Regions from separate parts of the Homo sapiens genome. Here regions 1, 2 and 3 are each linked to region 4. Evidence: chromatin contacts called from ENCODE Hi-C or POLR2A ChIA-PET data. All regions are on one chromosome and are shown on one strand. The core of a region is the stretch at or near the end of the contact, and the rest is flanking DNA. Distances in the headings are between cores, read along the strand shown.

Region 1 (2,700 bases), core at 69-2,568, 36 kb after region 4:
GATGGCAATGCTTGGCTGGAGCACTCCATGCCCGTGTCCTGGAAGCCACTCCTCACCCCAAATCGGCTGCCAGGCATCATCCCAGGTGCTAGGATCATTGATGCCACCACCACAGGCACGCTGGGGAAAGGCGGCTGCTGCAAACTGAGCAGCAAGCCAGGCCACCTGCCTTGATTGGAGCCTGGTCCCACTCAGCCCCAAATCCTGCAACCTCCACCCATCTGGCCAGAGCGCCCCCTCTGCGAAGTCAGGCCCAGCGGCCACACGGAACTTTGCCCAGAATATCCAGCTCCTGCCTAAGAGCCATGGGTGCATCTGCCCCCACAAGACCAAAGCTGGACAGCAGTGGCTACTCCGACCTGGCCTCTGCCTTCTGCAGTGCCCAGCACAGGCCTTGCTTCAAGGGCCCATGGCCTCCGAAGTGCTCAGCACCCAGGGCCTTGGACATGTGACCACCAGGGACCACTGGCAAACTAGCAGGGGTCCCTCTAGGCTGGGTCCCTGGTACCACTTTATATAAGCCAGCCTGGGGAATGGAGACCTCCACAGCTGTGGGGATAATGCAGCATCCAGGTCTGGGATTTTAGGTGGCTGTGGTGGTGTTGGGGACAGGAGACTGAGGCAAGTTGCCAGTGGACTTCTGGAAGTGAAGAGAAGTCAGGGGAAATGTCTGTCCCTGTCCTTGTCCTGACGCCAGCAGAATAAGCCACAGGCTGGGAGATTCCTTTTAAAACCTGCATTATGCCCTCACCTAAGTACTACCACAATCATTTCCTTGAGTGCCTGCTGTGTGCCAGCTGCTGTGCCAAGCTCTTTGTGTGTATCTGAACTTCACAAAGGCCTTAAGGCAATAGTTAATAGCATTATGCCATTTCACTTCTGAAGAATCTGAGGCTAGGGGATAACTTGCCCACAGTGAGTGCAGAAGCCAGGACTGGAATCCATGTCTGCTTCTCTCTAGAGCCTGGACTCCTTACCCCTGAAGTTACTCTCCTGCCTTCTCTATGGTAGGTACTGTTCAGTTAGTGTTCACACTTTAACAAGAGGAGCTGGCCCTGCTGCCTTCCTTGCCTCTTCTCTCCTTCCTTACTCTGGTGACTTCCTCTGGCCAAGGAGAGGATCTGCAAGACTCTCTCTCTACTCCATGTAAAATGACTGGATTCTTGTGGAGAAACTGTGAAGTAGACTTGGGAAGCACACAAGAAAGCTATGCTGGAGGCTTGGGAAAAAAGAGTAGCTGTAGGCAAGTACTCCAATAGAAGCTCTGCCTTCACCGTGAGAACATGCCAGGGTTGGCCTGCTGGAGGGAGACATGTGGAGCAGAACTGAGTCACCCCAGCCAACCTCCAGACCTGGGAGGCCCCTACCAATAGCCTGCAGTCCTGGGAGTGAGCCCAGCTGAGACCTGAAGAGCTGCCCAGGCTAAATCACCAGCCTGTAGATTTGTGAGCTGAAAAGAGAAATGATAAAGAAAGTGTTCTTGGAATTCATTTCTGGCAGAGACTTGTGAGCTTTGCTTTCATTTGTTAGTGAAATGCTTGACATTTTTCCTTCACTTTACAAACATTATGTGTAAATTACTCAGAATCCTAATTGAAAGTAATTTCACATTAATGCAGGCTATAAAATACCATTTTATTTGAAACTATGCCTCAGAAATAGATAGTACAGGGCACCCCTTTACATTCGCAAATTATACCCACAAATCCAGGAAGCACAATGTTGGGTGTGTGAGACAGAGACTTAAAGCTACTACCAAGGAAAATGCAGAAGAGGCAACCATGGACAGGTATAGGCAAATGGCAGAGAGTGGCATGCAGTAGAGTCTGCAGCAGTGAAAAATCCAATTATGGGACGCTAAACTTTAAAAGCCAACTTTTGCACATCTGCAATCTCTGGGTGACCAGTACCCTTCTAAGAATTTAATCTGCCTAGACACCAAGCAAGGGCCAAGAAGGAGGAAACAGAAGCACTGGCATGCATGGTCTGAATGAGGAAGCCAAAGAACCCACTGTCTTATCAGTGTTTTTTCCTTCCAAGTCAGACACATACAGCAGACTTCCTTTGCAACCACTTGCTGACCATACATTATCTGCAATCGTGAATCTTGGAAATAAATCATTCCAAATGCTCTTAAAAAATAAAAACAAATAGGCCGGGCACAGTGGCTCATGCCTGTAATCCCAGCATTTTGGGAGGCCGAGGCGGGCGGATCACGAGATTAGGAGATCGAGACCATCCTGGCTAACACGGTGAAACCCCGCCTCTACTAAAAATACAAAAAATTAGCTGGGCATGGTGGTGGGTGCCTGTAGTCCCAGCTACTCGAGAGGCTGAGGCAGGAGAATGGTGTGAACCCAGGAGAGGGAGCTTGCAGTGAGCCGAGATCATGCCACTGCACTCCAGCCTGGGCAACACAGTGAGACTCTGTCTCAAAAAAATAAATAAATAAATAAATAAATAAATATAAAAATAAATAAATAAATAGCTTGTGTATTTAGTTACAGCCAGGTAATACCTAGGCATTTCCCTAAATTTCCACCTTTAATGAGTACCTAACTCCACTTTATTCTGACAATCTTGGTAGGCAGCAACAGTCATTATGTTTTGAGGTAATTCAACATCCTTACCTTGGCCCATCTGCATCTTTAAAAGCTCCAGCCAATACAAAATTAGCTGGGCATGGTGGTGCATGCCTGT
Region 2 (2,700 bases), core at 90-2,589, 56 kb before region 4:
ATTTGATCTTCACTGCATTGAGAGCCTCTCCAAATATTATCTTTTGGGAGTTAGTCTTCAAGGTTTATCAAATATGAAATTCATATTTCTGTCCCTGTTTTCTGGCAAATTCTAAGGAGAAGGGTAGAAGACATATCTTTTGTCTGACCTTTTAAATGGAAATCCCAATATTTACAAGAGGTAAAAGGAATTTTGAAGTAAACATAAAGAGCAGCCTTAAAGTTGGGAAATGTCCTATCAGGGGAACATATATCCTGCCAATTAGTCATGGAAGAAGGTAGAACAATTACTTGACCTTTGCTTCAGTGGTTAGGGACCAGAAGAGCACCATGCAGACTATGTTCTTGCTGTGTATAACTGTTCCCTCCCTGTGAAACTTATTTCCCCCAACCCCTGCTTTCCGTTATGTTTGTCCTTTAGAATCTTTGGTACCAGCAGCATCAGCATCACATGGCAGCTTATTAGAGATGCAGAATTTTAGGCTCCTCCCCAAGCCCCAGAAGCAGCACAGGAATCTGCATTTAACAAGATCCCCAGATATTCATATGCACATAAAATTTGGGAAGCACCACTGTGGATCTCAGTTCAAGCACCAATTTGCTTCACTGATCAATCACATCAGGTTCCTGTTACGCATACTCATAAAATGATCCTTCAGAGCTCTCGCTCTGTAGCTGTGCATTTATTATGATAATTTTTTTCCTATTCCTGTGTATCTCTCTCACTAAACTAGTGTCAGGCTCTATGGCTTATCCCACAACCAATCAATAAATATTTGCCAAATGACTAAATGGATGTGCAAAATTCATATTTGTATCTGAGTATTTTTAAAGCCAGTTGGCACTGCCCATTCTCCTGCTAGTGGTCTCCCTGCCTCAGACTCATCCATGACTGCATCAGCCTTGGACTCCTCAGCCCAGCTCTCAGACTGGCCCTTCCAGAAGTGAGTGAGTAAATGAAGGAAAAAATGACATTGCTGAAAAATCCAAGAAATTTCATCATTCAGACCGCAGTTCCTCAACATCTCACATATCTGTAAATGCCACAGAGAGATTGTTTCCTGAGTGCTATTTTGGAAAATATAATCACGATTTTTGTGTGGGAAGAAAAGACACTCCCCACAGACATCAGAGCAGACACATCCCCCCAGCCCTAGTCCACAGAGGGTATATTGCAGGAAAGTCTTACTGAAAGAAAGAGGGGCTACAACAGGGCTGGATGGGTGCTGAAGATGCTGAACTCAGGCAATGGAATTGCTTTTGTCAGTTGCCCTCACCAGGTGTGGCTGTATGACTGAAATTGCCAGTCTCCCCTGCTGGTGGTAGGGACTGTTTTGATTAACCAAGTAGAAGGTGACGGTTTAAAACTAGTTTCCCAATTTGGGTAATTAAACCTCTGCTAAATATAGTAGGTTTAAAATGAATGTTCACAACATTGAAACAGAACATGCTAATTCTAAAAATACAGACTCCCTTGCTGTGAAAGACCTCTCAGGGGAGAACCGACATTGAAGCAAAACAATGATTTCATCCCTCCCGCCCACCATCCCCCAGCCTGTGAACCAATTTGTTTGAAGAGATGAGGCTCACCACACTACAGCAAAGGAACCAGAGCTGTTACCAGACACTAAGGAAACTAATCACAGAAAGTCAAAGGAAGAAAGGTTACAAGGCTGAAATTTCTTTTTGTGGGATCCTGTCCTGCACCAAAACAGGCCAACCAGCACTTCTTATGTCTACTCCATACAAGGTATATAAAACTCAAGTTAGTGGGGAAAGGAATTTTCATTAAGTCACTTAGAAATGAGAGACATGCAAATGAGAGAAACTGACTTTCTTTGAAGAAAGTGTAAACTTTCTAGGAAGCCTCTTTCCTGAATAATTAAATCACAGAGAACCTTGACTCTCTGTGGACTCAAAAGCAATTACACCCAGTTCTTAAACAGAGCTGTTCCCTCATCATAAAATCCCCTGTGCATTTCCCTCTGTATAACAACAAATGGTCCACAAACCTCCTTCAAAGAGTTGTCCTCACTTGGTGACTCCACTTCTCTCCCTGTTCTCTTTTATCTCATTCCAACCACAGAAAAAGCTTGTATTGAGGTCACATGCCTTCATGTTGCTCAATCCAGTGGTCAGTCCTTTCATATCAGCAGCATGTGACAAGACTAATGACTCCCTGCCTGAAAAATCTTCCCTTTTCATTCATTTGGCGTTTAGCCTACCATCCCCTCTTCTTTGTACTCTGACCTCAGTAGGGACGACTTTGCTGGAAAAGAAATTTAGAATTTGATTATGTGTGACCTAATCTCCAGTACCCATGTATTCTATTTTTGAAAGACTTGAATTTTCAATTATATTTGTAACAAAACCGTGTATGTGGAAATGATGGAATAACAGCCTCTTTTTTTCCAAGATGATATGTGCATCTTCAGACCTTTATACAGATGAGCTCTTTACCTCCATCTTCTAAAACTATTAATTAATCCAGAGAAGTGTGTTGCTATAAAATATTCTGTGAAGCATTTTCACTTATTTTTCTTTTCTTTCAAAGAAAACAATATGGCCCAGTTCCTGGCTTTTGAAGAACTAGAGAAAATCATCATCATTGGTGCCTCCAAGGCTCTTTGGTTGGTTCTGCAATCATAGGAACCCTTACCTGGTCTCCTGAGACATTCTCCTCTCTCCACACCATAGTACA
Region 3 (2,700 bases), core at 3-2,502, 55 kb after region 4:
GTAAAGGAGCACCAAAATTCCAGATCTGCAAATAAACAAATATTCCTGGAGGTGGATTCTCTAGCCTCAGCAGCCGCAGCTGATGCCCACCTAAGCAACCTTCCAAAATTCCTGATCCACACAATTATGTAAAAACTACAATGGGCCGGCACAGTGGCTCACACCTGTAATCCCAGCACTTTGGGAGACCAGGGTGGGTGGATTGTCTGAGGTCAGGAATTCGAGACCAGCCTGGCCAACATCGTGAAATCTCGTCTCTACTAAAAATACAAAAATTAGCCGTGCATGGTGGCGTGTGCCTGTAATTCCAGCTACTCGGAAGGCAAAGACAGGAGAATTGCCTGAACCCAGGAGGCGGAGGTTGCAGTGAGCTGAAATTGCACCACTGCACCACTTCAGACTGGGCAACAGAGAGAGACTCCACCTAAAAAAAAAACAAAAAAAACAAAAAAAAAACTAAAAAAAACTACAATGGTTATTTTAATCCAGTAAGTTTGACATAGTTTTATTACACAACAGATAACTAGAAAAGAAATGTGTGGTATCTGCAACAGGATCGGGCAGTGAAATGGATGCATGAAGGGCCTCAGATGGACTTCTTAATAGAGGTTGAAAGAACAGTAAGGAAGTTGTTGTGAAACAGTATGGAAGGTGGAGAAAAAAATCTGTGTTGCACAGTGGCATAAATTTCAGTACAACTGTCACCTGTGGTAATAGGGAAACTAGAAAAGGTGGATCTGGTGAACAAATTTCCCAGGATGAATGATGAAAATGACAACTGGTTTCTTTTATAACAGCTGCAATAACCAGGTGTGGATTGTGCCAATTTAAGAATGATGAGGTGGATAAATTTGAAAAGAAGAGCTTTATTTCTCATAAAGGGTTTCAGCCTGTATGCTGGCCATCCCACAGGATGGGAAACAAAGCCTCCAACAGCAGCTGAGAGCAAGCACTTTGAGGGAGGGGTAAAGGGAACAGGAATTTATGCTGAGTGAGGTAGCCAAATATGCATATTTAATAAGCTAAAGGAAGAGTCATGAATATTTATGAAAGAAGAAATATGCACATGTGCAATTGCGCTTCATGCACCTTTCATGGGTTGCATGTTCAAAAAATGGTGGCATTAGCATGATCTGAAAATGGAGTTTTCAGCCCACTGATGTCAAAAGATGAAGCAGAGGACACAAAACCATCACCGTGTATCCTCCACCAGTCAGCCAAAACCGGTCTGGAGATGGTGGTCAGTTTTTAGCAAGGGATGTATTGTGAAATTGCAAAAAAAGTAGGAAGAGTCCAGTCACAGCCTCAGATGATTGGCTTAAGATGATAAAGCAATGAGTCATCTGTTTCTTGTTCTCCAGAGCTGGTTTCTGTTTATTTCTTAGGAAAGAAATCTGGTTAAAGGTTACTAAGGAAGGGACATACTGAGGCTTGTCCAACCCCCTATCCCATCATGGCTAGGAACTCAGTTTATAAGGTTTCTTTTTTGTAGAATCCTTTTTATTTATTTATTATTTCAATAAGTCTTGAGGGACAGGTGGTGTTTGGTTACATGAATAAGTTCTTCAGTGATGATTTCTGAGATTTTGGTGCACCCATCACCCGAGCAGTGTATACTGTAACCAATGTATAGTCTTTTATCCCTCATCACCCTCCCACCCATTCCCCAAGTCCCTAAAGTCTATCATATCATTCTTATGCCTTTGCATCCTCATAGCTTAGCTCCCACTTATAAGTGAGGACACGCAATGTTTGGTTTTTTATTCCTGAGTTACTTCACTTAGAATAATGGTCTCCAATTTCATCCAGATTGCTGCAAATGTCATTATTTTGTTCCTTTTTATGGTGGAGTAGTATTCTATGGTGTATATTTATACACACCATATTTTCTTTATCCACTCATTGATTAATGGGCATTTGGGCTGGTTCCATATTTTTGCAACTGCAAATTGTGCTGCTATAAACATGTGTGTGCAAGTGTCTTTTTCGTATAATGACTTCCTTTCCTCTGGGTCGATACCCAGTTGTGGGATTGCTGGATCAAATGGCAGATTTACTTTAAGTTCTTTAAGGAATCTCCATCCACACTGTTTTCCATAGTTGTACTAGTTTACATTCCCACCAGCAGTCTAAACGTGTTCCTTTTTTGCCACATCCATTTCAACATCTTTTTATTTTTAATGGTCATTCTTGCAGGAGTACAGTGGTATCACATTGCGGTTTTGATTTGCATTTCCCTCATCGTTAGTAATGTTGACCATTTTTTCATGTGTTTGTGGGCCATTCGCATATCTTTTTTTGAGAATTGTCTACTCATGTCCTTAGCCCACTTTTTGAAAGGATTGTTTGTTGTTATCTTGCTGGTTTGATTGAGTTCCTCGTACATTGTGGATATTAGTCCTTTGTCAGGTGCGTACTTTGTGAACATTTTTCTCCTACTCTGTGGGTTATTTGTTTACTCTGCTGATTATTTCTTTTGCTATGCAGAAGCTTTTTAGTTTAATTAAGTCCCATCTATTTATTTATTTGTCTTTGTTTTGTTGCATTTACTTTTGGGTTCTTGGTCATGAAGTCTTTGTCTAAGCCAATATCTAGAAGGGTTTTTCTGATGTTCTGCGATTTTTATGATTTCAGGTCTTATATTTAAGTCTTTAATCCATCTTGAGTTGATTTTTGCATAAGGTGAGAGATGAGGATCCA
Region 4 (2,700 bases), core at 23-2,522:
ATTTGGAATGTAAGGTGGTACCCAAACCAATAGGAATACTTTGGTCCATTTTTAAAAGCAAAATCTGCATCAGATGTAGGAGGTATTTTGCTACAAGAGAACAGGAGCAAATCTTAAGTGCAAGGAAAAATCAGTCCAAGGAGTACTGTAAGCCAATTAGTGGGTGTTGCTCTCAGCTTTCTGGGTAATTGCGCTCAGAGGAAGACTTTCAGATGCTCCATAATCCAAGTGCACCACAATTTTACAAAAGGACAAAGCAATGCTAAAAAATTGGCAAAGTGCTCACCTAAAGACCAGTCAGTACAAAAGCCCAAATCTTACTTTTCATTTTCTCATAGAAATAAATGACTGATGAAGACCATTGGCAAAGGCATTTGAGGATGCTCTCTAACTGATCTAAATAAATGCCAAAAAAGAAACACGAGGTATGGCATTTTTAAAAAAAATAAGTTTATTTACATTTCACTTACTTTCAAAAGGATGAAAATATATTTATAAAGGAAGTAGTCTCATTTTATTTAACCCATTTGCATTTGACTTAGAATCAGAGGTCTAAGGGTACCCAAAGAATTTATCCAGTTCAACTTTCCATTTTTAGCTAAGACTGAAATTATACCATTGCAGGCAGATGAAAATCTACTCCACTTATAGGTAAACATCAACTAATATATATGTTATAAAAACACTAGCTTTAGTAAAATCTGTCATAACATCCAATAAATCTGCAATAAAAGACATAGCTATCACAATATAAGACATTAAAAAATTTATGTGCAGCAATAAAAACTGGAATTTATACAGGAGAAATGATAATTGGCTACTAAGTCAATAGCATCACAGTAACAGTACCCAGTGTCTTTCTTATTCAAGTATACACGCTATTTTTAAGACTTAAAATTAAGTCTTAAGGCTATAATAAAGATATCAGTAGCTAGGATGTATATACACAATTATTTAATAAACACCATGAAAAAGAAAGCACAGAGATAAAAATACCCTTAAATTCTGTAGCAATTACAAACATGTTAACATTATCACTATATATTTGACTCATAAATTTTAACCAATTTATACACTTTAAAACTAGCATTGAGTTTTATAAAAATACTAATGGCCAAACATTTTTAAAAACTAAGGCAATCTTTATCTATATTTCAGTAGTCTTTGTTTTATGCTTTTCTTTCTTCCACCACCAAAGTCTTTCTCCTAACCACCATTCACTCAAAACAACAACAGTGGTCTCTAGCACCTGTTGCTGTGGAAGTATTATTACATTCGAAAACTTCTAGTTCTTTGAAATGGTTGGAAAGGCTTCTTTAGTGCCCACATTAGCAGCTGTGGTTTCGGTTTGGGTTTTTCAGGAAACAGAAGTGCTGCACTTTCTGGTGTAGGAAATCGTTCTTGATAGACTTCAGGATAGGATTTCTGAAACTAAAAAAATGAATGGTCCAAGAAGAGTAAAAAAAGACACATAAAAGCCAATAAAATTTGGCAGCCAAATTTTAAGAGTTTCTGAGCCTGTATTTTCCTGTTTTTGTTTATTTTTGTTAAAACATTTCATTCCAATTTCTATAGAGCTAATCCATCTTTCCTTTGATCTAAGCTTCAAATAAGTTCCCCTTTTAATCATGTTTCTGAAAATTCCCCCCACTGCCAACTATAAATAGACCTCACTTTTTATATATTCACAAGTAACTCTGACTTCAAAATAACTTCTGTTCTACACAGTTAAATAAAATTTTGGCCCAATTACATTTCATCATTTCTCTGTTTCTCCAACTCAGCCCCACCAGCTTCTGCTCAAATGGAAGAGGGAATATTCTGGTGTATATTACTTTGTGAAAAGCTTAAAAGAGAGGCAGTATACTTTCTGTTGATCTTTACCACTAAACTCTCCTCCAAAATTACTCTGAGAATAATATGATCAGAAGCCCAGAACTCTGGTGCTCTGTGTGTAATCCCACATGTACGGTGTTCCCTGAATCCAACTATGTAGAGTTCAGTCTTTAAAAACAAAAACCACTCACCTGATCATGGATCAACCTTTATGAATAGTCAAAAGTAACATATTGTGAGTTAAAAACGATTCGCTGGAACCCTAAGCTGTGTTCCCTAACATAAGAGGAACTAAAAACTTGTACTGATACCTGAGGCAAGAAACTAATTTGATAGTGGCTATCTAAAACCAACGGCTTTTAAACTCTAAACATTTTACACCTGTGAATTCCATCTGATTTGCCTTTTGAAAACATGAAAAGAAATCCACCCTCACTGATAGCTTCTCTGAGATTAAAGCAGATGCTCTGCTAATTCACATCATGCCACATACCAAAACAAAGGACAAATATTAGAGAATAGCTCCAAAAATGAAGAGTTTGGCAATGGTAACAGATTTACACTGAAGAATAAAGATCTAGGATACTGACCACAAGTGTGTAAATCAGTGAGACTTCTAGAATGTATGAACTAATATACTTAGAAAACTGCTATGGCTCAGAAGATGAGATTTACATGAAGCCTATTAAAATAAAAAAAAAAACATAAAAACAGTAGGGAGGAGAAAAAATGGCTTATAAAGAATATCCTTTTACCTGCTTCAGTTTCTTCTTTTTCTCTTTGTTGGAGAGTTTGGCATCTGTTATGACTTCCTCCAACAAGGCTGCCAGAGGTTCCTGAGAGCCATATGATCTTTGATATTCA

The links. A loop is a pair of places that touch in the nucleus more often than their neighbours do. ChIA-PET counts read pairs that join two places held with the same protein, here RNA polymerase II (POLR2A). Pooled maps may share reads with other maps.
Region 1: a loop to region 4 is called in a pooled map, with 2.4 times the contacts of the local background. The contact joins two enhancer-like sites. A Hi-C loop is called at or near these places in 2 of 168 maps with a recorded cell type or tissue (aorta and transverse colon), 8 of 37 single-sample maps with no recorded cell type and 8 of 50 pooled maps. POLR2A ChIA-PET finds 5 or more read pairs at or near these places in 1 of 52 experiments (RWPE1).
Region 2: a loop to region 4 is called in a map of aorta, with 3 times the contacts of the local background. The contact joins two enhancer-like sites. A Hi-C loop is called at or near these places in 4 of 168 maps with a recorded cell type or tissue (B cell, GM12878, aorta and 1 more), 20 of 37 single-sample maps with no recorded cell type and 10 of 50 pooled maps. POLR2A ChIA-PET finds 5 or more read pairs at or near these places in 1 of 52 experiments (OCI-LY7).
Region 3: a map of aorta shows a loop between it and region 4 (2.8-fold over the local background). The contact joins two enhancer-like sites. A Hi-C loop is called at or near these places in 3 of 168 maps with a recorded cell type or tissue (Caco-2 and aorta), 8 of 37 single-sample maps with no recorded cell type and 7 of 50 pooled maps. POLR2A ChIA-PET finds 5 or more read pairs at or near these places in 1 of 52 experiments (RWPE1).

What each region holds. Positions count from the first base shown.
Region 1 is chr5:60,632,238-60,634,937 of GRCh38, forward strand. All of the region lies in intron 7 of DEPDC1B (DEP domain containing 1B), which reads right to left. Among named protein-coding and RNA genes, the nearest start is that of DEPDC1B, 67 kb to the right of the region's middle. Within about 2 kb of position 1,319, at least 3 of the 41 ENCODE cell types and tissues checked have a DNase peak (open chromatin) inside an H3K27ac peak, as active enhancers do.
Region 2 is chr5:60,540,097-60,542,796 of GRCh38, forward strand. All of the region lies in intron 3 of PART1 (prostate androgen-regulated transcript 1), which reads left to right. Among named protein-coding and RNA genes, the nearest start is that of PART1, 54 kb to the left of the region's middle. Within about 2 kb of position 1,340, at least 7 of the 41 ENCODE cell types and tissues checked have a DNase peak (open chromatin) inside an H3K27ac peak, as active enhancers do; they include B cell and GM12878, where a contact is called at or near this core.
Region 3 is chr5:60,651,104-60,653,803 of GRCh38, forward strand. All of the region lies in intron 2 of DEPDC1B (DEP domain containing 1B), which reads right to left. Among named protein-coding and RNA genes, the nearest start is that of DEPDC1B, 48 kb to the right of the region's middle. RefSeq lists a silencer at 999-1,293. Within about 2 kb of position 1,253, at least 2 of the 41 ENCODE cell types and tissues checked have a DNase peak (open chromatin) inside an H3K27ac peak, as active enhancers do.
Region 4 is chr5:60,596,484-60,599,183 of GRCh38, forward strand. DEPDC1B (DEP domain containing 1B) reads right to left here. Exons shown (of 11, transcript NM_018369.3): 10 at 2,592-2,700; 11 at 429-1,431. The coding sequence ends at 1,270. Among named protein-coding and RNA genes, the nearest start is that of DEPDC1B, 100 kb to the right of the region's middle. Within about 2 kb of position 1,273, at least 3 of the 41 ENCODE cell types and tissues checked have a DNase peak (open chromatin) inside an H3K27ac peak, as active enhancers do; they include B cell and GM12878, where a contact is called at or near this core.